Regions from separate parts of the Homo sapiens genome. Here region 1 is linked to region 2. Evidence: chromatin loops called from intact Hi-C (ENCODE). Cell type or tissue: A673. All regions are shown on one strand. Links, peaks and the distances in the headings refer to the core of each region. The heading gives the core; the rest is flanking DNA.

Region 1 (17,291 bases), core at 525-8,524, 320 kb after region 2:
GTCTTTATATTCAGTTAACTACTTACTGCACGCTGAACCTCAGGGTGTGTCAGAGCTTCTAGAACACAGGTTTGAAAATGAGAGAGTGGAATGAGATGATTTTTCAAAATACTTCCCCAGAGATTCCAATCCAAAGTGTCCAAGATGGGGACTAGACACATATTTTCTTTTCTTTTATTCATTTATTTATTTTTTTGAGACAGAGTCTCACTCCGTGGCCAGGCTGGAGCGCAGTGGCACGATCTTGGCTCACTGCAACCTCCGTCTCCCGGGCTCAAGCAATTCTCCTGCCTCAGCCTCCCAAGTAGCTGGGATTACAGGCGTGTGCCACCAAGCCCAGCTAATTTTTGTATTTTTAGTAGAGATGGGGTTTCATCGAGTTGGTCAGGCTGGTCTCAAACTCCCGACCTTAGGTAATCCACCTGCCTCGGCCTCCCAAAGTGCTGGGATTACAGATGTGAGCCACCGCACCCAGCCCATATTTTAGAAATCATTATTCTGAGGAGTAGCTGCAGTTCAAGCTCTGTAAGGGGTTCTTGGGAAAAGCGCCAGGATATGCCTGTCCACCAACTACAGGCCTCAGCAGGAAGTCTGCACCATTCTTGGGGAAAGGAAGAAATAGGGAAAAGGAAGGAAGCATCAAACTGGAGCAGCTCGGACCCCAAGCATAGCCTTCAGGGCCGCAGCTTCAGCTAGAAAACTCAGTCTGGCTACCCTAAATCCCACCAAGGTCACTGGAGGACTCAGCACATTTCCCACGACAAAAAGGCTCCGTCTCAAGAAAAAACAAAAACAAAAACAAAAAAACCACCACCACCACAAAATATTCCCCAAATTTTTTTCCTGGGTTACTATTTAACATTAATTTGGAAGATTTCTTCAACTGAAATTTTCAACAAAGTACCAAAAGAACGTGGTATTCAACTACAGTCACTAATTTGTAGTCTAAGCTGAAAGGAGGCTCTTATGTTGAATTCAAAGTTCAAATTCTTGGCAGAATAATTATAGTCCCTCTAGCAAGCTATGAAAATTCTAAAATAAACACAAATGTGATTAAGTAATAAATGTTACATTATTTACAATGTAAGTGGCAAACTAAAAGAATTCTCAGGTATAATAATAGCAAAGATTTTATTCCAAAGAAAAAAAAAGCAAAATCCCAAAGGCCTACTTTGATGAAAGCTACTATGAAATTATGCCAGCATATTTTTACTACACTTTAATATTTGCCAGTTAACAGGAATTTTGGAAAGCAATGTTATAGACACAAATTTTTAGAAAGGAAAGAAAAAAAAAAAGAAAGGAAAAGAAAAAATATTCTATCCCCAAACTAAAGAAATATGCTTAACTAGTACTGATGACTAATCAGATGTCTTTTTTTTTTTTTTAAGGAACAAAATAATGGCATTTGCAGCAACCTGGATGGAACTGGAGACTATTATTCCAAGTGAAGTAACGCAGGAACGGAAAACCAAACATCGTATGTTCTCACTTGTAAGTGGGAGCTAAGCTATGAAGACGCAAAGGCATAAAAATGATACACTGGACTTCTGGGACTCAGGGGAAAGGGTGAGGGTTGGCGAGGGATAAAAGACTACACGTTGGGTACAGTGTACACTGCTCAGGTGATGGGTGCACCAAAAGCTCAGAAATCACCACTAAAGAATGTACCCATGTAACCAAACACCACCTGTTCCCCCAAACCTACTGAAATAAAAAAATAAAAATACAGGGGGAAATACATAGTGTACGTCAATGACAGATAATTACACATCCCTTGTCTTTACTCAGAAGCAAAATAAACACTGAAATAATTTTACCAAAAAAAAATAAAAGGAGTGCCACATTTTTTTATTTTATTACTACCCAAATCATCCTCAGCTCAAAGAAGACTTAGCTTTTCTGCCAGCCAAATGGCCTTACTATAAATAGGTATATTTATTATGCCCTAAACATGCCTTGGGACTGACATGCTATTTTTTGTGGACTTCATAATTATAATTAGGCCCGGTGTAGTGGCTCATGCCTATAATCCCAGCACTCTGGGAGGCCGAGGCAGGTGGATCACTTGAGGTCAGGAGTTCAAGACCAGCCTGGCCAACATGGTGAGACCCTGTCTCTACTAAAAATACAAAAATTATCCAGGCGTGGTGGCGTGCGCCTACAGTCCCAGCTACTTGGGAGGCTGAGGCAGGACAACTGCTTGAACCTGGGAGGCAGCGGTTGCAGTGAGCCAAGATCATGCCATTGGACTCCAGCCTGGGTGACAGAGCGAGACTCTGTCTCAAGAAAAAAATAAAAATAAAATAAAATACATAAACGAATAATAATTATAATCAACACACCGTTTCTCTCGTGCTGTTCCAAATATTTTGCACACTGAAAGATGACAAATGGGCCAGGCACACTGGCTCAAGCCTGTAATCCCAGCACTTCGGGAGACCAAGGTGGGCGGATCATGAGGTCAGGAGATTGAGACCATCCTGGCTAATACGGTGAAACCCCGTCTCTACTAAAAATACAAAAAAAAATTAGCCAGGCATGGTGGCAGGCGCCTGTAGTCCCAGCTACTCGGGAGGCTGAGGCAGGAGAATGGCGTGAACCCGGGAGGCGGAGCTTGCAGTGAGCCACGATCACGCCACTGCACTCCAGCCTGGGCAACAGAGCGAGACTCCGTCTCAAAAAAAAAAAAAAGAGGACAAATGTAACATATCCAGTGATGAGCATGTCGGTCTGGGACTGTGGGAGGCAGAGGGTGCAGTGAGCCAAGATCGCATCATTGCATTTCAGCCTGGGTGACAGAGTGAGACTCTATCTTGAAAAAATTTTAAAAAAAAATTACTAAGACAAATCAAATTCCCTGACCTGCAGTCAAATGTATTTCTCCTTCATCATGAGCCCCTCAGAGAAACAATTAACAAATTTATTTTTTCACTCAGCCCTTTTTTCTAAATGCCAATTGAGTATCAAAATGTTTTCTTGTCTACTCAGCCCACTGAAGTGACAATAAAATAATGAAAGCAGCCTGTGACTCAGCAAGTTTAATAACATAGAATGTTTATATCTTGGCAAATAACACAGTCAGCAAATTTATGTGTGTCATATTTCTTTCTTTCTCTCTTTTTTGTATTTTTAGTAGAGTCAGGGTTTCACCATGTTGGCCAGGCTGGTCTCGAACTCCTGACCTCGTGATCCACCCACCTCAGCCTCCCAAAGTGCTGGGATTACAGGCGTGAGCCACCGCGCCCGGCCACATGTCATATGTCAACCTCCACTTTTTAAAGCTTTTTGTCTACAGTAACCATTTGAAGAACAGGAAAGAAAAAAGCAGTATTTTCTAGAGTACATTATAGGCAGGGAGACAGCACTAGCTGTCTACCCTCCAGGATTCCCATCTTCAGCCTGTCCAATGGAACCTGGATTGTTCAGATGCTGGGAGCATTTGTGCTTCCTGGTTCCCTCTCTAATCATTGAGATGCATGTGCTGACTCATCTAAGCAGCCACCAAGGCGTGGGCCTGGACCAGCGGATCCACATTGCCTGGGAACAGGTTAGAAATGATCTGCTTAGGCCCCCTCCAGGCCTGCTGGACCAGAAACCCTGGAGCCCAGGAACCTGTGTTTCATCTAACTCTCTGGATAACCCTGACGCATGCTTGTGTCGAGAACCTTGGTCTAACCAGGGGTGTCCAAACTTTTAGCTTCCCTGGGAAACATTAGAGGAAGAATTGTCTTGGGCCACATATAAAATACACTAACACTAATGATAGCTGATGAGCTAAAAAATAAGTAAATAAAAAATAAATAAATAAATAAATTTTAATAAAATTTATTTAAAAAATAAATTTAATAAATGAAATTTTAATAAATAAATAAATACAAATTAAAAAAATAAAAATCTCAAAAAAAATCTTACGATGTTTGAAAGTTTATGAATTTGTGTTGTGGCACATTCAAAGCCATCCCGGGCCATGGCCCACGGGCTGCTGCAGCTTGGACAAGCTTGATCTAAACGAATCACAGCAATTCTGCTCCCTTTGCCAACTACTGGATTAGGCTGGGTAACTGTGACCAATGAGGGCTGAGAGGAAGTCTCCCAGGAGGCCTCCAGGAATGCTTTACTCGTTCACATACAGAAAAGAACAAGAGGAAACAACCTATCCCTCCTGTTTCTGGTTGAGATATGGTCATGTCTTCATATGACAGATACTTGGAACTGTAGCAGCAATCTTTTAACCATTAGGTGAGAAACCCAAAGACCGAGCCACTAAGTCAAGGATGGTGGAAGGAAAGGGCCTGAAAGAGCCCTGGCGACCTTGGTGAGCCACTGAGCATTCCTAAAAATACCCAATCTCCAGGCTCCTCGTTAAATAATGTATTTTTTAAATCCCATGTGTAAGCTATTTTCGGCTTCTGTTAACTTGCAATTCTGACTGTAACATTTTTTTTTTGTCAAGTCAAGCCTCAAAATAGTATAAACAACATAATCTCATTTTTATGTTATATAAATTTATACATATTATATATAACTGTATTATATTAAATGTTCTATTATATAATATTTTAATGGGAAGTATTTTGGAAAGAATGAATCTATAACTTTTTTTTTTTTTTGAGACAAAGTCTCGCTCTGTCGCCCAGGCTGAAGTGCAGTGGCGCGATCTCAGCTCACTGCAAGCTCCGCCTCCCGGGTTCACGCCATTCTCCTGCCTCAGCCTCCCGAGTAGCTAGGACTGCAGGCGCCCGCCACCACGCCCGGCTAATTTTTTGTATTTTCAGTAGAGACGGGGTTTCACCGTGTTAGCCAGGATGATCTGGATCTCCTGACCTCATGATCCGCCCACCTCGGCCTCCCAAAGTGCTGGGATTACAGGCATGAGCCACCACACCCAGCATTTAATCTTTTAAGAGCTCTTCAAGGCCTTTGTGACAAACATTCATCTTTACTGAGTTCTATCAATAAGGAATTTTTATGTGATGGCAACACTTCCTGTTATGCAACCGATTAATTGCTAAGCAACTACCAACAGTTACTTCTAGACAAAGTGACACGTTAGTAGCGCCCAGCTAAAAGGCTGAAAGCCCAGTGCTTGGCATTTGCTCCTGCCAATTCCCAATTATTTATAATAGCAGAAGGATGGCATTTTGTGGGTAAACACTCTAAATCCAAGACCTCAAACTCACTTGCTGATTTAACTTCCTTGCCATGCAAAAGTCAAAAAGTACAAAATGCAAAACAACAGACTATTATTCATACCATCCACTGGAACATCAGTTAAACGAAGATAAAAAGCAAGACGTAGCTTAAGAGGAGGCAGCTGATCATTAAATTGCAAAGCTGATTTAAAAAAAACATCAGCCTCAGAATTAAAAGCAATTTATAGTTAGTTCTGGAAAGGCAAAAGTGTCTTCCCACACTCACTGCAACTGACACTAAAGGCATATAAAAATCCTTATAAGGGCCAGGCACAGTGGCTCACGCTTGTAATCCCAGCACTTCAGGAAGCCAAGGCGGGCGGATCACGAGATCAGGAGTTCAAGACCAGCCTGACCAACAAGGTGAATCCGCTTCTCTACTAAAAATACAAAAATTAGTTGGGCATGGCCGGGTGCGGTGGCCCACGCCTGTAATTCCAGCACTTTGGGAGGCCTAGGCAGGCGGATCACGAGGTGAGGAGATGGAGACCATCCTGGCTAACGTGGTGAAACACCGTCTTTACTAAAAATACAAAAAAAAATTAGCTGGGCGTGGTAGCCATGCGCCTGTAATCCCAGCTACTTGGGAGGCTGAGGCAGAAGAACTGCTTCAACCCAGGAGGCGGAGGTTGCAGTGAGCCAAGATTGCACCACTGCACTCCAGCCTGGGCGACAGAGTGAGACTCCGTCAAAAAAAAAAAAAACCATTATCAGTTGAATTATCAAGTAGACAGCATTTTCAGTGTAACATATTTTAAGACCTCTTAAAGCATTAGATGTCAAAAAGCTTTACAATGGAAAAAAGAGCCACAACTTTGTTCTATTTTTCAGAGGGTATCTCCTAGAATGAAAATACTACTGGTTACTAAAACAGGCTACCAACACCTGTGCCAACACAACCAGAGGGTTGACAATTAAATGTCAAAACAATACTTGCTCAGGCACAGAAGGATCACTTGAGACCAGGAGTTTGAGACCAGCTTGGGCAACATAGTGAGACCCCATCTCTATTAAACACACACACACAGACACAGACACACAGACACACACCACACACACACACTTTTTTCTATAAAACTAGAAATACCAATACAAGTAAAATCCTTATACAATAAACATGTAATACGATGTAACACAACCACACTCACTGATTACTTAACTTCCCTTTCTTGAATTAATATAATACTACAACCTTATGTCCAAGCTGCAGAGCTCACACGCCAGAGTTGATGCACGACCGACACGTAGTGAACTTAAGTTATTCATGCCACGATCCACTTCAAAAAAAGGATTTGAGTCTGACATGGAACGAACTGGCAGGACAAACTCAACTGGACAGGGCGGAAGTGGCATGCTTATGCAAGATTTTCACTCTCATGCTCCTGCTTCTAGGTTCTGGGATATGCTTTAAAGACCAGTTTAAAGATGAGTTTACCTGAGATAACTGGTCTGTTTAAGATGCAACAGGAAGAAAAACCTAGAAAAATAGCTGCTATTTGAAGACAACAAAAGAAGCATAAAGAGAGCACCTGCGGCTCAGCAGGGCAGGTATTCCGTCCACCTACAACGCTGACTGCACTGTCAAATTCTTTAGCTATAGAGTGACTGGCAAAAGGAAAGAAATACAGCAATTCCACTTCTAGAAACTTATCCTAAGGAGAAAATTAGGGGAGTGCACAAAGAGTTAGCTCAAGGATATTCATTGCAGCTCTGGAAGAACAGAGGGTAGGTCAAATATGTCATGGTACAGCTCTCCAGAGGCGCAGCACTAAGGGAATGGAAAATAATGAATTTAGACACGCAATGATGTCACACTGGTAAGTGCAAAAGCAGCCCACTAAGAAATATAAACCACAGGCTTGGCGTGGTGGCTCACACCTGTAAGCCTAACACGTTGGGAGGCCAAGGCAGGCAGATCACAAGGTCAGGAGTTCGAGACCAGCCTGGCCAATATGGTGAAACCCTGCCTCTACTAAAAATATAAAAAATTAGCCGGGTGTGGTGGTGCATGCCTGTAGTCCCGGCTACTTGGGAGGCTGAGGCAAGAGAATCGCTTGAACCCAGAGGTTGCACTGAGCTGAGATCGTGCCACTGCACTCCAGCCTGGGAGACAGAGTGAGACCCTGCCTCAAAAAAAAAAAAAAAAAGAAAAAAAAAGAAATACAAACTATAGGATCCCATTAAAAAAATCTGTATATAGGTAGAGATAGATGTATTTATATTATATTTATCTATAGATAGAATTCTAGAAATATAATAACCAATTGTGGCAAGATCATGAGTGCTTTTGTTTTTGTTTGTTTTGAGATGGAGTCTCGCTCTGTCGCCCAGGCTACAGTGCAGTGGCACGCAATCTCGGCTCACTACAAACTCCGCCTCCCGGGTTCAAGCCATTCTCCTGCCTCAGCCTCCCGAGTAGCTGAGACTATAGGCACGTGCCACCACGCCCGGCTAATTTTTTGTATTTTTAGTAGAGACGGGGATTCACTATATTGGCCAGGCTGGTCTTGAACTCCTGACCTCAGGTGATCCACCTGTCTTGGCCTCCCAAAGTGCTGGGAATCCCAGGCGTGAGCCACCGCGCCCGGCCATGAGAGCTTTTATATTTCCTGTTTTTATTTAGCTGTAATCCCTAATTTTGCTTTTCTATGATAAATATTTATCAGTTTTATAATAGAAAAAAAATTACTGAAATGTTTAATGGGCAGAGACGCAGGAAGTCCTTAACATTTTCAGATATTCATTATACACCATTTTCTATAAAGGGAAAAGAAAGATTTGCTTTAACAGGTCATTTTGGCAATATGAAATAGCTTTGTTATATGGAGCTATGATTTATAATAGTACTATAAGTAATGGAATTTCATCTATAGAGAAATTTGCACAAATACTGAAACTATTGACATGAGAGAATAAGAGATACTTACGGCTGAGTGAAGTCACGAGTGATGAAATCGGAACTCTTGAAAAGCAGAAAGATGTCGCTGAGGGTTTTACATTTCAGAGAACTATTCATTGCTATCCAATACGCATCCTAAAGAATGAAGCACATGCTATTTAGTCCATATTCCATGTTGGCTGCTATGAATGCTCAGGCCTATAACAAAATCAATAATGCATATCACTTCAAGGGTTTAAGGAAGAAAGTCAAGTAAATTTAAGCAGTACTGTCAAATGTTAAATTATGCTTAACAACAAAAAGCGTCACCACTGCATTTCAGACACTTGGTTATGAACACTGAGATGTCAGGGTCCTCACATTTCAGCCCAGGCCTAAGTACTTCCCAGTGTTTTTCTTACTGATAATAGAAGAGAAGAAAATGAGGTATCAGAAACATCGACATTTTGGCTACAAGATTAAGGTAGTAAAGAAATAGCCTGACCAGCTACTCTCCAAGAAAAGAGAGATCAATTTCCACTCTTCCCGTTTCTGGGGAGTGGCAGCCAAACACTTGAACTTTGGCGGCTGGAGCAGTTACACCCCACGTCTATCAAATCTGAAAGAGAAGGAGGTGAGCTATTCTGAACCACTACAACTTTAAATGGTGAATGTCTCATACATAAGAACAAAAGATGGGAAGGCAAATGCAAAGCAGGCACAAAGCTCAGTGGAACATGCCTAAAAATTACAGAATAATTAAGTCATTTAAAAAATACAACTCTCCCACAGACAGATCAGACACAGGATATAACAGAATTTTGAGAAAACTAACAGTTGCAAACCACTATCCAGTTATCCACACTACATGGAAGAAAAGTACTAAAATATTTGAAAACAGCTACCTCTGGGGAGTAGGAAATGGTGAAGTAAAATAGGTGTCAAGACCTGCTGATTTTCATGGCAAGCTTCCAAATCTATTTGAAATTTTAAATTCTGTACATGTAGAGTATAATTAATTTTTAGAAGTAAAAACAAAAAAGAAAAAATAATAAAAGTAAAAACAAAACTTAGATTAAGTACAAATTATCATTCATTTTAGAATAAAAAAGGCATGAGATAACTTTTGAAATTACAAATAGGTCTCTGATTCCTTAAATAAGCTTTGCTAATACAAAACTGTTTTCTATTGGATTAAAACAACTAACGGATTTTTCCACAGGCCTTAACTTTTATAAAAATCTTGTCAATGCAGTATTAAAATAATAAGACACAATTTAAGAAAAGATCAGTTGACTTCTCCAACCACTCTATTTCTATAGCCTATGACACTATTACTTTTTTTATTTTTATTACTTTTCAACAAAGAAAAATTTCTCTGTTAAACTGAACAGCTGAAGTTTTGAAAAGGGCAGAGTATGAATTTCCTCAGAATTCAAAAACAATCAGCAACACAAGACGTGGAAACTACCTTTTGGCAGAATATACAGTATTTCACAGACCCAGGCAAGTGTATAGCAAAATCCGGAAAGTAAAACAGTAGAGGGAAATTAATAATAAATTCCACAGTATTTTTCCTAGAATTAGGAATATAATTAGACCCTCTGTAGGGATATGAAATGAAATAAACAGCAAAACAAAGAATATTCAAACAGTAAGAGAATTACTTATGTGTTCCTACCCTTGGGGCACTCCAATTAAGCTTAGGAAAGACACTGCCCCCGAGGGAATTGATAGCTTCCTGGACTTTAGTGGCAAACTCAGGAAATTCTGGTGCCTACAGAGAGAGAAGAAATCATTGGGCACGTCAATATCATCACAGTATATATATAAAACAAGATCAAAATCTCAAGGTTATAGTTTAGGGTGTTAAAAACAGAATTTAGAATACAAATTACTATCAGAATTTCTGAACCCAGCTAAATAAAATCAGTGATAAAGTACATTTACCAAAAAGAGAAATAAAATAATCAGCTGCTTAAATGGCATTTTCCAGACAATCAAAGCCTGCAAAGCTGAAATGACACAAGTCACTAGGCTTCTGAGGATGTGAGGAAGGAGTGAATGGTTCTCTGTACACCGACATAAAACCAGCATTCATCAAGAGAAAATAGACAGGTGGAATATCACCTGTAGCAATACTCTAGTTGTCAGAAATAACATCCCTACTTGAAGAGCTAGAAGCCCTTCCACTTGCAGGAAGAGTCTTAGCCATATGGTATTCCCCAAAGCCACGGAGAGAATGAAAAATAAATGATGTGGCAAACTGTATTTAAACACTGCTATTTCCAGACAAGTTTTAAAACAAGCAAAACTCAAAATGTGAACCTTAGTCAAGGTAAAACGTTCTTTCCTGTTTGGATGATTTTTAAAATGCATATTTTATATAAGCTAGTGACCAAAACGTTCTGTGTTTGTTTCGACCCGGAAGTGAATAGAAATACTGCTGTTAAACAGGAACTTAAGCCTGATGTCATTATGTCCTGCCTTGAGCCTAGGTCACTATCACAGGAGCTTATGGACATAAGAAAGAAAAAAAGGTAAGTAAGAGAGGGGGAAGTAGGGCCCTCAAGAGACATAAAAAAACAAAAACATTAACAGATTCTCCACGCAGTCATTAATTTTCATTTATACCCTGTAAAGAGGATTGCTGCCCCCTATCGGGCAACTATAAGTTCTGAAAAAATCCAGTAATCAACTTCTTCCCTAGGAAAAAAAAAAGACAGACTACATCTTGAATTAACTAAACTACACATTCCAAGATGACATCAAATAGTTATGTGGATCCCCAAGATCTAACCCAGCTATGCGAGAGAAAAAACTGTGACAAGAGTCTGAGAAAAGACCAAAGAAATGAGTTTTAAAACATGGTCATATATCCCCCAAAACAAGAAACAGCTTTGAGCAAAAGGCTAGGGAATAAAAACGAGAGCTTAAGGTCCAATTAGGCTGCCTTTCTTTCTGTTACAGATAAATCTGACCTCTAGACTGGTTAATAACTATCTATCTTCCACTAGACGACTTCAGCTTAGATACATGAAATGAGACTAGAGTAATTTAGAGAGGTTTTCAAAATGAACAGCAGCACTGAGTCCTTTATTTTCCATTCATCTCTCCCCATCCAAAGCAATTATGATTTATGTGAGGGCATTTCCTTATAATTGCCTGAAGCGGCTGACTTGGCTCCCCTACCGCTCTAGCCATAAACCCCACTTCTGTGAGATGGGCACTGGCAGTATTTCCTATGAACGGCATTGTTGCACAAACTTTACAACGGGAAAGAATTCAACTTTCAAAGACAAAGCAATTTAATTTTCCTATCCCATAAAGCTTGACATCTAAGGATTACTTTTCATGTATGCCTTTTAAAAGATGTGATCAGTCCCCTCAAATCCTCAAAATTATTCAACTTTAGGATAACCTGCCATAAGAATCCTAAAACAAATTTAAATTATAAAAAGTTTATGCACAGTCTTAAGTGGAAGACTATGTACTGTTTACATACAGCACAACCTTCTAGGTTATCTGTTTTTAGCCAGGTCTGTGAGCTACTTTACAACTTGGCAAATTCTAGGTAAGTGATAGTGACATGAACTAATTCTTACGGACAGGCAATTTCTATCTCATCTGGAAGAGGTCCAATTGTCTTTTCTCCCATACTGCAGGGAGGCAAAACCAGTTTTGCCTCATTTACATACTCATTTCAATATTCCTGATCTAAAAATATATCTTTTCTTTGGATTCTCTTTTGAACCAGTTCTAACAATCTGTCTGGTTCCCTCATGAGTTAAATAACATCTTCAACACGCATTAAAGAGTTTTATATGAGTCATGATTTTACCATTTTCTATAAATTATCTATCAAAATCACGGAACTAACACTGACACAATACAGATCTTATTCAAAATTTGCCAAGTGTCCTAGTAACGTCTTCTACAGAAAAAAAAAAAACTGAAACTTTTTTTCTGGTCCAGGCATCCAGTCTAGCCAGAATCATGGACTAAATCTAGTTGTCAGGTCCCTTTAATCTTCTTCAATCTGTGGCAGTTCCTCTCTCTGTTGTTCTTACCATTTATGACCTTGACGTTTTTGAAAAGTTCAGGGCAACTACTCTATACAATTTCTAAAAGTTGAGTCTGTTGGATGTCTCCTCCCAAGCAGACTCAGGCTGCGCAGCTGTGACAGGTGGTGTCCTTCCCATGCATCGTATCAGGAGGCACACATGACAGGTCTGTCCCATCACTGACAAGGTTAATACTGATCACTTGGCTGCCAGGTCTTTGCATTGTAACATTACTATTTTTCTTTGCGCAAACAGTAAGTAATTTGGGTGAAGATACTTAGAAAAGATGGAACTATCCTCTTTCTCACTGTATATTCACCCACTAATTTTAGCATCTATTCAATCAAATATTATTACAATGGTTGCCAAATAGTAATTCCTAATTCCATCATTCCTACTACATGTATTAGTTAGTGCCTTTAGTACTATAAAGACAAGCTTCCTTTTTTCCCCACTTATTTAATCACTTATGTATGTCACTATGGGATCAGCAATTCTTATTTTAGTCAATAGGTCATAACCTATTCTTATACTTCACATAGAGTATCCCTTATCCAAAATGGGTAAGACCAGAAGTGTTTTGGATTTCAGAATATTTGCATATACATAATGGGGATGGGACCCAAATCTAAACACAAAAGTCATTTACGTTTCATATACACCTTATGCACACGGCCTGAAGGTAATTTCATTTTTCCCTTGGGGAGGCTGAATGAGCTGGGTTGTGCACCTGCATTGTGGCTGTACCTGTCACATGAGGTCAGGTGTGGAATTTTCCACTTGTGGTGTCATGTTAGTGCTCGTAAAGTTTTGGGAGCTAAGCATGCTGGCACACACCTGCAGTACCTGCTACTCAGGAAGCTGAAGCAGAAGGATCACTTGAGCCCAGAAGTTTGAGTGCAGCCTGGGCAACACAGTGATAGTCAGTCTTTTTAAAAAGTTTTGGAATTTGGAGCATTTTCAATTTTGAATTTGGGGATTAAGAATACTCAAACTCTATTTGTTATGATGCTCATATTTTTAGACAGTGAGAGCCCAAAGCTAGCTTCTGGCATCTTTTTGTCATGTCACATCATTGTTTCAGCACTTCCACAGTTTCTGGCACAAGTTGTTGCAGGCTCATTTTTACTTTCCCAATCCCAGTCCAGAATATCTCCAAGAAGCTTCAATTTTGTTTAGTGGAGAATGGTATTTAGAAACCAAGATCAAGGCATCAGGCGTGCTCACTGCTACCAGGATGTTACATGTCATTGATTCTAAAACTTCTTAGTGAGCAGAGTTTGGTAAATACACACACACACCTTTATATTATTAATTGCTGTATCTATCATCTATACATATTTATTTTATTTTATTTTATTTTTTGAGACGGAGTCTCTCTCTGTCACCCAGGCTGGAGTGCAGTGGCGCAATCTTGGTTCACTGCAACCTCCACCTCCTGGGTTCAAGCAATTCTCCTGCCTCAGCCTCCCAAGTAGCCGGTATTACAGGCGTCTACCACCATGCCTGGCTAGCTTTTTGTGTTTTTAGTAGAGACGGGGTTTCACCATGTTGGTCCTCAAGTAATCCACCCACCTTGGCCTCCCAAAGTGCTGGAATTACAGGCATCGGCCACCGCGCCAGGCCCATCTATACATATTTAAAAATGAGTTGATACTGATACTCCCCACCACTATTAAAATCCAGGTCAGATACCACTTGTCCTGTCAGGCATTCTGGTGCCCTCAGCTGTAACTGCTGTCTCTGATCTGACAGCACTGTCATCTCCCCCTGCCTGTGTCACCTTTCCCACTGGTTTACAAACCCCTAATGGTGGAAATGAAATCATATTCATCTTTGTTCATCTCACGGAATCTAGTTTAGTGCCCTGAGTATGGCAGATAAGTAACATTTACATGACACTGAATGGAATTTTCATAAAAGGAGAGTGATCTGAATGGCATCTGGAGTAAATGAAACACGCAAACTTTCCACTTAGGCACCTGCTGGCAGGCTTCCCTTTTTAAATCTAAAGAAATATGTCAGTTTTGAGCAGCTCCACTTCTTTTTTTTTCTTCTATCCTGGCAATCATATCTTGTTCATTAAAATAAACAAGTATCTTCTTATCTAGAGCTGGATTAGAACAGACCCTCCCACAAAACTAGTTTTCTGTATTTCTGCCTTTACATTTACTTGTAAGGAGTTTCACTAAAAACTTTCCCGTCAACTCAAGGTATGAGGAGTTTCATTCACCTATTTTTAGAAATAGATCATTTGCTTCACTCACTCCTTTAAAAATACCTTCATTTAAAAAATTTTAGGTTAACTTTCACAACAGCACTCTTATCCTGAAACACTGTAATATGCTTGATAACTTCTACATTTTTATGTAAAACACTGGTAAAAGTCACATACCTCTCTACTCTCGCTTGAAAGAAACAGTAATTTTTATGCCATTTAAATACGCTTGAGGCCAGGTGCTGTGGCTCAGAACTGTAATCTCAGGACTTTGGGAGGCCGAGGCGGGTGTTATCACATGAGGTCAGGAGTTCGAGACTACCATGGCTAACATGGTGAAACCCTGTCACTACTAAAAATACAAAAATTAGCCGGGCATGGTGTCAGGTGACTGTAATCCCAGCTACTCAGGAGGCTGAGGCAGGAGAATAGCTTGAACCTGGGAGGCGGAGGTTGCAGTGAGCCAAGATCACACCACTGCACTCCTGCCTGGGCGACAGAGCAAGAATCTGTCTCAAAAATAAATACACAAAACAACTAACTAACTAAATAAATATACTTGAATAAGGAAATACAGATTTTCACTTTATGTTCCAGAGATTTAGGAATCTCAGAGTTTAATGTTAGGCGTAATTCCTTCTTGCAGAGAGTCAGAGCTTAACAGAAGTCAAGGCATCAAATACGCACTCGAAATATTTCCTTTGCAATCAAAGGGAAAAAGGGCAAATCATGTTTGCCTGCTAAATGATGCTTCAAGTTATTTTTCAAAATAAAAACGACAGCCCACAGGGAAAATAATATATGAGATGGTGACTGACTAGGAATTTAAGAGAGGTATGCACTTAAACCTTGACGCTAACCCTTGTGTGACAGTGTGAGGCTGTCCCCACGCTGAGTCTGCTGTGCTCTTACCGTAAGCGTGGCTGTGTTCTCATCATCAGACCACTGCATGAAAAAGAGGAAAAAAATAAAACATTAAATTTAAATACTGCACTGGGCTTCAAAAAGCAGTGCTCCATCTAAAAATTATAAATCAAACAGGAGACATCTTTTCCGGAATACAGCATATGTGAAAATATATGTCAAAGTAAGATTCTCACGTAATTTCTCATTTTATCAGATGTAAGATAAGATCTACAAGTCAGAACCATCTCAGAGATCATTTAAATTACAACAGTCTACAGAACAGATTATTTTATTTGGTACCAACCTGTATTTCTTCTGCTTCATCATCACTGTCTGGCTGAGAATGTGTTGGTGGATCATCCCTAAAAAAACACAAACAAACATCAAGAAAGAAAAGGACTTGGGCACCGCATGCTCCTAATTTCAGGGGTACTGAGTATATGTTTTTAAATAGCCTTAAAATTAGGCTAGGTGTGGTGGCTCACACCTGTAATCCTAGCACTCTGGCAGGCTGAGTGAGTGGATCGCTTGAGGTCAGGAGGTAGAGATCAGCTTGGACTACATGGCAAAACCCTGTCTCTACAAAATACACAGAAATTAGCTGGGCGAGGTGGCATGCGCCTGTAGTCCCAGCTATTTGGGGGGCTGAGGTGGGAGGACTGATCACTTGAACATGGGAGGTCGAGGCTGCAGTGAGTTAAGATCGTGCCACTGCACTCCAGCCTGGGTGACAACGTAAAACACTGTCTCAAAAATAAATAAATAAAAATAAAAGCCTTAAAATTGAAGAACAAGGCCAGTCATGGTGGCTCACACCTGTAATTTCAGCACTTTGAGAGGCTGAGATGGGAGGATTGCTTGAGCCCAGGAGTTTGAGACCAGCCTGGGTAACACAGAGACTCTGTCTTTACAAAAAAATTAAAAATTATCCAGGTGTGAAGGAGAACACCTGTGGTCACAGCTATTCAGGAAGCTGACACAGAAGGATCCCTTGAGCCCAAGAGTTTGAGGCTACAATGACCTAAGATCACACCGCTGCACTATAGCCTGGGCAAGAGAGTGAGACCCCGTCTCAAAAAAAGAAGAAATAAATAAATGAGAGTACAGTTGCATGAAGAGATGACAGAATAAAACCTTTCTGTCCTGTTCTCAGATATCATTAAAAACAAGGGAAAGGGAAAAAAAGACTCCATTGCTGATAATACTGAGAATCATCTAGACTCTGAACCTCAGTATATGAGAAAGTTCTCTCAAGAAAGGAAAGATGGAATAGGATAAAGGAAGACACCAGAAGCGAATGTCTGAAGACCTGTCTACACAGATGATGGAACTACTGTGGGGGCAAAACCAAGAATCTTTTCTTTGCACAGTGAAAACAGGGTGTGCGGGCTGGTGTCAGAAATTCATTCTGCATCTAGACTGAACCACAGCAAAGGGTGAGAGAGAGAGGGGAAAATAAACAGGCATGCTGTCTTTGAAGAAGGCAGAAGCAAAGCGAGGTGTGCAGTCCTCATTAGGGAAGAGGAGTTGGACTGGCGGGAGCAGAAGAAAGCAAAAAGACAAGGCAGATAAGCTGTAAGTCTGCCTTTCTTCATGGTCCAGGACACACAGCCCTCCTGCGCAAGTAACTCACTATCTTTCCATGCCCAGCTATTACCGCACCCTCAATTGACAGAAAAATGCAAGTGAGCTCACTGCAACCTTGGCATTATCAGCGCTGCACAAAGCCCTCTTCAGGACACAGCACAAGTACCATCTTATAAAATCCCCAGCAAGCCTCTGTCTCCCTGCAGTCAGCTCCTTTCTTGCTGACCTGCCCATTGTACCCTTGCAACATATTTTCACACTTTCTCTAATAAATTTGCCTTTCTCTGCCTCCAACTGTCATGGTAAATTCTTCTTACCACCCACACCATTGGCCCCAAATAGTCACTGCTCACCTGCAACACAAGGGCTGAAAAGGGCCACCCAGCAGCCCATCTTCATTGCCTAGAGGGAATCAGAGGCTGAAAGAACTCAGAGGGAAGACT
Region 2 (10,219 bases), core at 940-8,939:
TTCCTGTGTCCATGTGTTCTCATTGTTCACTTCCCACCTATGAGTGAGAACATGCGGTGTTTGGTTTTCTGTCCTTGCGATAGTTTGCTGAGAATGATGGTTTCCAGCTTCATCCATGTCCCTACAAAGGACATGAACTCATCATTTTTTATGGCTGCATAGTATTCCATGGTGTATATGTGCCACATTTTCTTAATCCAGTCTATCATTGTTGGACATTTGGGCTGGTAACCTTCATCCATATTTTAATCTCTCTCATGTGCAAACCTCACCTTCTCTACCCACAAAGGCCCTTCCCAGACTCTCAAAAGCACCATAACCAAAGTGAAACAGTTATCTTCACCCCAAAACTTCTCTTTTTCATTTAATCAGTAATGTGGTCTAGAAACCTGTCTACTTTACTGCTCTCTGTCTCTGTCATTTCCATCACCAACTACGTTCAGGTTTTCCGCTGACAAGACTCTCAAATGCCCGCCCGCTCCTCCATCCCTTCATCGTGGCTCTGGTTCATGTCCTCCTTCTCTCACTTCTGCAATATATCCACCACTCCTTCCTGGTCCCGTAGCCCCCAGCGAGCCCACTGCTACCTGCTATCTCCTATCTGTTACTGAAATTACTCTTCTGGAAATAAGATTTGATTATGTCATTACCCTACTTAAATCTTTGAGGTTTCATGTCTATGGGATCGAGTTCAAATCCCTTTGCACGTTACCCGTGGCATTCAAAGCCTTTCTAAACCTAACCCCAACTTCGCAGGCTCATCTGTCACTACAGCCACTGTCCCCAGTACAAACACTCCACGCCGTACACATGTCAGCTCAACCCAACCACACCGCTGAACAGCTAGTTTCCAAAACACACAGCGGCCTTTCACGCCACTGGCCTTTGTTCAAGTTCTGCCCACCCCCTCCTTCCCTGAACGTCATTCATTCCTTTTTCTTTCTGCTTGGCAAAATTCCATGTCTTTTTCTTTTTCTTTTTTGAGACGGAGTCTCGCTCTGTCACCCGGGCTGGAGTGCAGTGCTGCCATCGTGGCTCACTGCAACCTCCGACTCCCTGGTTCAAGCGATTCCCCTGCCTCAGCCTCCCAAGTAGCTGGGATTACAGGTGCCCGCCACCACGCCCAGCTAATTTTTGTATTTTTAGTAGAGACGGGGTTTCACCATGTTGGCCAGGATGGTCTCGATCTCCTGACCTCGTGATCCGCCCACCTCAACCTCCCAAAGTGCTAGGATTACAGGTGTGAGCCACTGCGCCCGGCTAATTCCATGTATTTTTCAAAGGCCCAGATGGTATATTTCCTCCTTTTTTTTTTTTTTTTTTTTTTTACTGTGAGATGGAGTCTCGCTCTGTCACCCAGGCTGGAGTGCAGTGGCGTCATCTAGCTCACTGCAACCCCCGCCTCTGGGGTTCAAGCAATTCTCCTGCCTCAGTATCCTGAGTAGCTAAAACTACAGACGCACACCACCATGTCCAGCTAGTTTTTTTGTTTTTTTGTTTTTTTAGTAGAGACTAGTTTTCACCATGTTGACCAGGCTGGTCTCGAACACCTGAGGTTTTTCTCAATTGCTTCTCACCTACGCAGAATGATGCCCTCATTCTGAAAAAAATGTGGCTTAAACGTACATTACCTATCCCATGTACACATCCCATTACAGTCCTTAACATGCTTCCTGTATGAGAACAGGAGTTGCATGCATTCTGTTTCTGTGTCTTCAGACCTAATAATACTTGTACCAACTGGTGCTCAAGACACTTCTGATGATCACCATTATTGGGGGCTCTCCTCTGATTCCCCATCAGGCTCTTCACCCTTCTCCTGTGCTGCAGATCTGCAAAGTAAGTAATGTATCCTAATGACCTTCCGCTCAACACTAGTACCATCCACTCAACACTAGTACCATCCACTCAACACTAGTACTATCCACTCAACACTAGTACTATCCACTTAACACTAGTACTATCCACTCAACACTAGTACTATCCACTCAACACTAGTACTATCCACTCAACACTAGTACCATCCACTCAATACTAGTACTATCCACTCAACACTAGTACTATCCACTCAACACTAGTACTAGAAAACAGTACCATCTCTTTTCTCCTCCGTAATATGTTTCTTTAAGTTTCAATGCAAGCCTGTGCAGAAAGAACCTCAAAGGTTTCTCTTGAGGCATAAAAATTATTTGAGTCCTTCCTGATTTATTTTAAAACATGCACTTATGTGCCTGAATGCTTAAGTAATATTATACAGTTGAATAATCCTGAGATCACTGTTTGTTTTGACTGGAAAAAGTCTTAAATTTGTTAATTTATGATATTTTCTCCCTATAAACCTTCATCCTTGTTGAATAAGTAAAATTTGGTAAAAAGAGACAGCAGATTTTTATACAGATGAAAGGACTTTATAAAATGCATAACTGTGGGAGAAATAAAAATTCCAGTGTTTCAAAAATTGCATTTTTTTCAAGTTGTGACAAGACATTTATTTGAATGATAAAGAAAGCCATTATTCTATTTAAAAAACACCAAATTTCCATCAAAAAGGAATCTCTGTGATAAATTACTGGAAAAGTCAAATAAAAATTTAATCTTGAAATGCTAAATGTTTTCTTCACCTGATGATAGGCTGTACAAATTGCAAAAGTTGAATCCTTCCTCCTTTTCCCCATATTTCAAAGAAAATCAAATCATCACCCACAGGCAGCTCATCCTGATTGTAAGCCAGGTGCCTGCGAGGAAATAATCTTTTGAGAGCTGAATTTCCAAGACTAAAGGAAACCATCCCATTTTCCATAGTGATGAAAGAATTCTAAATGACTACTTAGGCTTTTAACTTCATAAATGATGGCTCTGGAAAATAAAAGCTGTTTTGCTTTGCTTTATCTAGTCAGTTTCAATGGACTGTGGTGTTAGGATGGTTGGCTCTCCATGCTGTTAAATGTATACCCAGTCCTCTCTCAGTCCTCTCCAAGTGAAACGATCTGAGGTCCAAGCGACCAGTGAGTGGCAGGGCAAAGAAAAGAAGTGGGCTGGGCTCTGGGAATGCCTTTTCTTCCTGAGTTCTCTGAAAAAGCAACACAAAAATGCGTGTGCCCTAAGGATGCCTTGGCTAAAAACAGACATTGAAGGGTTTGTGAACTGGTTTTTTATCCTTCTCCTGTGCTTTAGATAGACATGTACCTACCAGTAGTTAAAAAATTATCATAGAGTCATTCTGAGCATCTTAACTCCAGACCTTCAGCTTATGCTGGGCCCAGAACTCAGAGCCAAGCCAAGCCCAGAGATACACTGGCTAACTCCCTCCTCACTACCAATTATTATTATAAAAAATGGAAATGAGAATCTGTTTCTATCCCAGTTTCTCATAATCTTTTCCAGTTTCTAATACCTTTACTATTTAACCTAAAGTTGTTAATAATTGGGCAATGGCCAGGCGTGGTGGCTAACACCTGTAATCCCAGCACTTTGGGAGGCCAAGGCGGTTAGATCACATGAGGTCAGGAGTTTGAGACCAGCCTGGCCACCATGCATAAACCCGTCTCTATAGAAAAAATACAAAAATTAGCCGGGCGTGGTGGTGGGTGCCTATAATCCCGGCAACTCGGGAGGCTGAGACAGGAGAATCACTTGAACCCAGGAAGTGGAGGTTGCAGTGAGCCAAGATCGTGCCACTGCACTCCAGCCTGGGTGACAGAGCAAGACTCCATCTCAAAAAGAAATAATAATAATAGCCAGGAATGGTGGCTCACGCCTGTAATCCCAACACTTTGGGTGGCCGAGGAGTGGGGAATCACCTGAGGTCAGGAGTTCAAGAGCGGTCTGGCCAACATGATGAAACCCCATCTCTACCTAAAATACAAAAATGAGCCGGGCATGGTGGCGCATGCCTGTAATCCCAGCTACTTGGGAGGCTGAGGCAGGAGAATTGCTCAAACCCGGGAGGCGGAGGTTGTTGCAGCGAGCTGAGTTCACACTGCTGCACTCCAGCCTGGGCGACAGAGCGAGACTCGGTCTCAAAAATAAATAAATAAATAAGTGCACATCAATTTAAAATAAATTCTTTTCTCATACAAGAGCAATTTAATCACAAAATGGTCAAAAATGTAGCCTCTGAACAATGTGCTGTGACTTGCATATTTTAGGTGCTCCAAAACTCTTAGTCGAATGGAACTGATGAAACCTCAAGAGGACTCCTCTGACTTTTAACAAGAATCAGGGATTTGGGAGCTGTCTTTTTGATTCATGACAGTTCACTAAACCAACCACTCGGTGAAATTATATCCATCCCAAATTAGACCAAGAAATAATCAGATGGTGCTGAAATGACCTGCCCTATTAGCTTAGTGTAGCTATTATTGGCTCTTTGCCTTTCTATGCTTTTTAGTCATTCTACATACAAATCAGACTGATGGTGTTATTAACTTTATTAACAGCATCGCTTCCAGCCTATTGCCCTTACCAGACTGTGTAACTGGGCCTGCAGACGTTACCCCCCAGCCTCCGACCATAAATTAAAATGTTCTTTTCTACTAAGCATATTATTTTCCCCAGTGTCACGTCAGCACAATATTAAAGGCTGGTTTTAAAACACTGAAAAGCTGGGGTTCCATGGCTCATGCCTGTAATCCCAGCACTTTGGGAGGCCAAGGCAGGAGGATCACTTAAGACCAGGAGTTCCAGACCAGCCTGGCCAAAAAGGTAAAACCCCATCTCTACCAGAAAAAAATTCAAAAATTATCCTGCCATGGTGGTGCATGCCTATTGTCCCAGCTACTCACGAAGCTGAGGTGGGAGGATCACTTGGGCTGGGTGGCTGAGGCTGCAGTAAGCTGTGATTGCACCGCTGCACTCCAGCCAGGGTGACAAAGAGAGACCTGAAAAAAAAAAAGGAAGGAAGGAAGGAAGGAAGGAAGGAAGGAAGGAAGGAAGGAAGATAAAACACAGCAAAAAGTGAAGTCAGTGGTACTTGGCTTGAGACCGTCTAGGAAACAGACAGGTGCCTTTTAGACCTATTGTTCCAGATCAGAATCAATTCTTCAAACAGAAAAACCTGTTTGCTAACTCCAACCCTTACAGACCCCAGAGAATCCGAATGGACCATAACAGTAGTGAAGTCAGCTGGGCGCAGTGGCTCACGCCTGTAATCCCAGCACTTTTGGGGGGCCAAGGCGGGTGAATCACAAGCTCAGGAGTTCGAGACCAGCCTGACCAACATGGTGAAACCCTGTCTCTAAAAATAGAAAAATTAGCCAGGCGTGGTGGCACACGCCTGTAATCCCAGCTACTCAGGAGGCTGAGGCAGGAGAACTGCTTGAACCCAGGCAGCGGAGGTTGCAGTGAGCTGAGATCACGTCACTGCACTCCAGCCTGGGTCACAGAGCAAGACTCCATCTTAAACAAAAAAAGAAAAGAAAGAAAAACAAAAAACCAGTAGTGAAGTCAATGGTCTCAATGTTCAATGTGTACGCAACTCTCCAGGCAGAAACTTGGCAATTTTAGAACTGACATTAACTCCTTCTGATAGAATCTTCAGCTAAAAATCTTCACTAAATCACACACCACTAATGACATTTTGTAGTGCTAATTCAGCACACTGACCGAAGAAAAGCCAGGCCCAATCTGGAAAATAAAGTTCTGCCAAGCAAACACAGCAAAAAGACTTGCTTTCACAGGCTTGAAGAACAAATATGAATCCAAGAAAATGGATATCCAATTTAGATACAATGTCTATTCATTAAAATGTGTCTTTTAAAGCCCTCCACCTGACAATTACACAGTAAGCCATACATTTGTTTATGCTAACGCTTAAGCTAAAAGTATCGAAATTCTTTTTCTTAAAAAAAAAAAAAAAAACCTATAACTCAGGTTCTCATTAACTGGGACCAGTGCCCGACCAACCAGTTCAAATTAGAAACATATCCTTAACTTTAGTAGGTAGATGCTTAGGAACAGACAGATCCTTCAAAATAGTTACGCTTTCTTACTGAAACGTTCTCATCTTCCTCTTTAACTGGTGAATTCCACAATGATAAGCAATCCTGCATAATAGCTTCAAGAACCATGATGAGACATTCTTAAATACCCACACGATTAGCTTAATTTCTGTCCAGATCAGTTTTCATTCTGAGTACAATCCTATGTCTGAAACCACCAGGGCAGGTCTAGGTTATGACAATACTTGTCACAGGGAGAAGGCATCAAAATGCTGACACAATTATTGCTTGTGATATCTTTGGTTTCTGCAGGTGTTTCTGCGGCACTAAGTCTTTACTGTTAACAGCCTCACTGATCCAAACGCAGAAGACAAATAAATTCCACATGAGTGCCTACTGCCACACTCTAAAACACACGCTTTGTTTAATAGCACTCCTTCCTTTCCTCCTTCACTTCTCTGACAGGCTCCCACATTTTATCTCTGCTCTTTTCATGCCATTTGTTAAAGGTTGATATGGAACCAAAGTGAGTCAATCATTTTTTTTTCTTATACCAACAGGGAGCATCCATGGAAGCCTGGTTTTTGAAGGCAGAGGCAGAATAAAATATTCAAGCCAGGCATAGTGGCTCACGCCTGTAATCCCAACAGTTTGAGAGGCCAAGGCAGGAGGATCACTTGAGGCCAGGAGTTGGAGACCAGCCTGGATAACAGAGCAAGACCCCCAACTCTCCAAAAAAAAAAGAAAAGAAAAAAGAAAAAATTAGCTAGGTGTAGTTGCACACACCTGTAGTCCTACTTACTTGGGAGGCTGAGGTGAGTGGATCGCCTGAGCCCAGGAGTTCAAAGTTACAATGAGCTATGATCACCATTGCACTCCAGCCTACAGTGTGACAGAGTGAGACCCTGTCTCTTAAAAAAATTCACCTCTTTTTGAGATTACAAAATCTCCTCATAGCTACAGCTTAAAAAGCTGGCAACACTCCAGGGCAAATAAAGTGTCCATGTGGGCCATGCATGCATTTGTTGCCAGGGTGCATTTTCCTTGGATGACAAAGGTACTGACGTGGATGAAACTGCAACCCCCAGGATACCCCCTTTGTTCATCACCTGTGCGGACCTCTTCGACAGCACTTCTCACTATGGTCTTCCCAGATCTCCTGTTGGAGACAGATTTCTCCCTGCAGGGGTGGCTCTTCAGAGGGGAACTCCCCTTTCTCACTCCCATCCCTGATGGTGGGGGAACCAGACCTAGCAGATGCTCATGTTCTGCTCTCTGACTGCTACAAACATCCAACATGCTCCCAATGCCAGCCGCATAGCTCCATTGTCACATGGTTGGCAAAACCTGAATGGTGAAGCAACGACGGGACAGAATGTTCATGATTAATCCCAACTGGCCATCCCTCATCTGGCCATTCCCACTCACCAGATCCTCTGACTTTAGGCACTCTTTTGAGCTTATTTCCATTCTCATTCAGGGCAGATGTCTCAACAAGTACCTTAAAGGAAAATTCTGTTAAGCTCCCAGCTAACTAAACACACATCAATACACTCTTTAAGTATGCTTCAAGCTATTCCATAAAAAAACAGAGTCCTTATAGGTAAAACAATTACTACATTAAAGGGACGTTTGGCTGTGTCTGTGTTAAAAAAAAATCAATATTCTGGCTTAAAACAATCAATAAAAGTTTGAAATAGCAGAACACTGGAAAAATCCTAAATATCCATTAATGGAGGACTGGTTAAGTAAGTTACAATCTAAAAATACGACGGAGGCCAGGCGTGGTGGCTCATGCCTGTAATCCCAGCACTTTGGGAGACCAAGGCAGGAGGATTGCTTGAGGACAGGAGTTTGAGACCACCTGTCTTGTTTGAGACAAGGCCTGTTGCTCTTGTCTCGATTCTCCCATGAGGCTGCCTACACTCTTCCTTTCTCTTTTTTTTTTTTTTTTTTTGCCTCAGTTTTGCCACCTGCAATATGGACATGAGTTCCACTGCCCCCCTCCCCCACCACTTCAGATAAAAGCTGCGAGGGAGAGCTCCTGACCTGCCCTGGGACCCCACCAAGTGGGGAAAGCCTTAAGCATGCACGGTCTGTGTGTTTGTTTTCTGCACAGTACTGGCTGGATGGAGAATAATAATGCTCTTCTGCATCTAATCACTAGTCTGCTGGACGCCTAGCAACTGGCCTGCACCTCCTCGGGCCCTTCCTGGAACTGGCACTCCATCCTCATCATCGCAAGACAATGCGTATGTCAGCAATACGTTCTGGAAATGTATCTAAACCATACACACAAAAATGTAATACTAGCATGATTTAACACTGTCCCACGTGCCATACAATTCAGTGCTTCTGAAAAGTCTGCTTAAACATAAAAACTGGATACACAGATCATTTTCACCGTTCAATCAGATACATCTCACAAGCAGCAGCAAAATGACCTCCCTTTCTCCAGTCACTGTTCCCTTCCCTTCACCTGCAGGAACAAATCACCATGTCTCACCTCTTATAAACGCGAGGGTCACAGAGCTAAAGAGATCACCTGTCAGCCACCAGGATGCTTCAGTGCTGGCATCTTTCCTGAGGGTAAATGTCACAGGCAATGATACGGACCATGTTTCTTTACTGGATTTTGAAACAAAAATACCAAGTCCAGCATAATCTAAACTAAGCGGGTCTATTTTCCCTGTATGTTCCCAGCTAGTGGCTGACGGTGCCTTCCCCTTTCCACGGGCCTCACAGTGCGCAGAACAGGAAAGATCAGAGAGTACATTTTAAAAAGGAAAAGATGGAACACAAGTCGTGTCATTGTTCTTCGGCCTAGCATTTGATACGGCATCCAGCAAGTGATATTCAGTCAGTGAGTTCCAATGCCTTGGCCGTGCTTAATTACATAGAAAGATAATCTGGGTTCCTTGAAGAATTCAGGTTGATTAAATTTCTAAATTAAAAAAATACAATGAAAATGTTGGAACATTTTAGGGGAAAAGAATTAGAAGATATACATAGGTTAATCTTCTTAAGCAAAATGCAAAATCCAAAAGTCTCAGCGGAAAGGGGAAAATATTCAAGTCCTACTAATACAATATTAATAAAGAGATAATAGCCCTGTTATGCCAAGGGCTTCCCACTAACACAGCCATGTGCACAATTCCAGGGGCACTCACTGTGCACAGAAATCATGCCCAGCAGAGACAGTCCGGGCCTGCAGATGCGGGGAAGGATACAGACATACAATTCACAGAATGGCCAACGAGCATATTAACTGATGCTCAACACTCACTAGCAGTCGCAAAAATGCTAAACAAAACCTCAGCAAGGCAGGCTTTTTCTCAGCAGGTTGGGAAAAGGTAAAGTTATGTGGGAGAGTTGCTAAGTATAAATTGCTACAACATTTTGGGAAACTAATCTGGCTATACCTGTTAAATTACATTTTAAGAACTCTATTCTATAAAAATAAAAGCATTAGGCTGGGTGCGGTGGTTCACTTCTGCAATCCTACCACTTTGGGAGGTCAAGGCAGGCGGATCACTTGAGGTCAGGAGTTCGAGACCAGCCTTGCCAACATGGCAAAACCCTGTCTCTACTAAAAAGACAAAAATTAGCCGGGCACAGTGGTACACATGTGTAATCCCAGCTACTTGGGAGGTTGAGGAAGGAGAATCACTTGATCCCAGGAGGTGGAGGTTGCAGTGAGCTGAGATCACACCACTGCACTCCAGCCTGGGCAACAGAGGGAGACACCATCTCAAAAAAAAAGAAGAAGAAAAAGTGAAAACCCACAAAAACAACAGAGATTCCTAGTAAAAGTTTAATGGTACATCTGTACCATGGAATGTCATATGGCTACAGAAAAGAATTTATCTAGAGGAATATAAATATCACAACGTATCTAGAGGGATGTAAATATCCCATATGTAAATATCCCAAATGAGGAAAGTAAGCTTAGATAGTCCGTCATTCAGCAGAATACTCTGTAGCAGTTTAACTAACTGATGAGATCTACATGCATTAACAGGGATAAACCTGGAAAACATAATTACAATTGAAAAAAAGGTTACCAAAAGATACAGTATTTCTTCCGTTTATATCAATCTGTAAAACACAAACAGCCACACCAACACTAACCGCTACATTGTTTGGGTATATAATACATACATAGGTAGTGAAAGTACAAAGACACACCATTAGGATACACCCCCCTCTTCGAGTAAAGGTTGCCTCTGGAGAGGAAAGAGGAGGTGCAATGGCTTGAAGGCCAGGTGCAGTGCGGTGGC

The links. Hi-C counts contacts between places; a loop is a spot of excess contacts. Peaks named below come from ENCODE experiments on the same cell type or tissue, not always from the same donor. Only the 100,000 strongest peaks of a DNase experiment are listed, where the experiment ranks them.
Region 1: it touches region 2 in a loop (4-fold over the local background); 1 of 110 quality-filtered maps calls a loop at or near these places.

Annotation. Positions count from the first base shown.
Region 1 is chr10:12,208,299-12,225,589 of GRCh38, reverse strand. It overlaps CDC123 (cell division cycle 123), which reads right to left. Exons shown (of 13, transcript NM_006023.3): 3 at 15,566-15,623; 4 at 15,268-15,300; 5 at 9,755-9,850; 6 at 8,123-8,229. Among named protein-coding and RNA genes, the nearest start is that of CDC123, 21 kb to the right of the region's middle. In A673, for the core only: no CTCF peak of the experiment used is centred there; DNase peaks (open chromatin) are centred at 4,079 and 4,999; H3K4me3 peaks cover 189 bases; H3K27ac peaks cover 5,704 bases.
Region 2 is chr10:12,536,563-12,546,781 of GRCh38, reverse strand. All of the region lies in intron 1 of CAMK1D (calcium/calmodulin dependent protein kinase ID), which reads right to left. Among named protein-coding and RNA genes, the nearest start is that of MIR4480, 37 kb to the left of the region's middle. RefSeq lists a silencer at 6,198-6,247. In A673, for the core only: no CTCF peak of the experiment used is centred there; DNase peaks (open chromatin) are centred at 4,311, 4,891, 6,231 and 6,941; H3K27ac peaks cover 4,690 bases.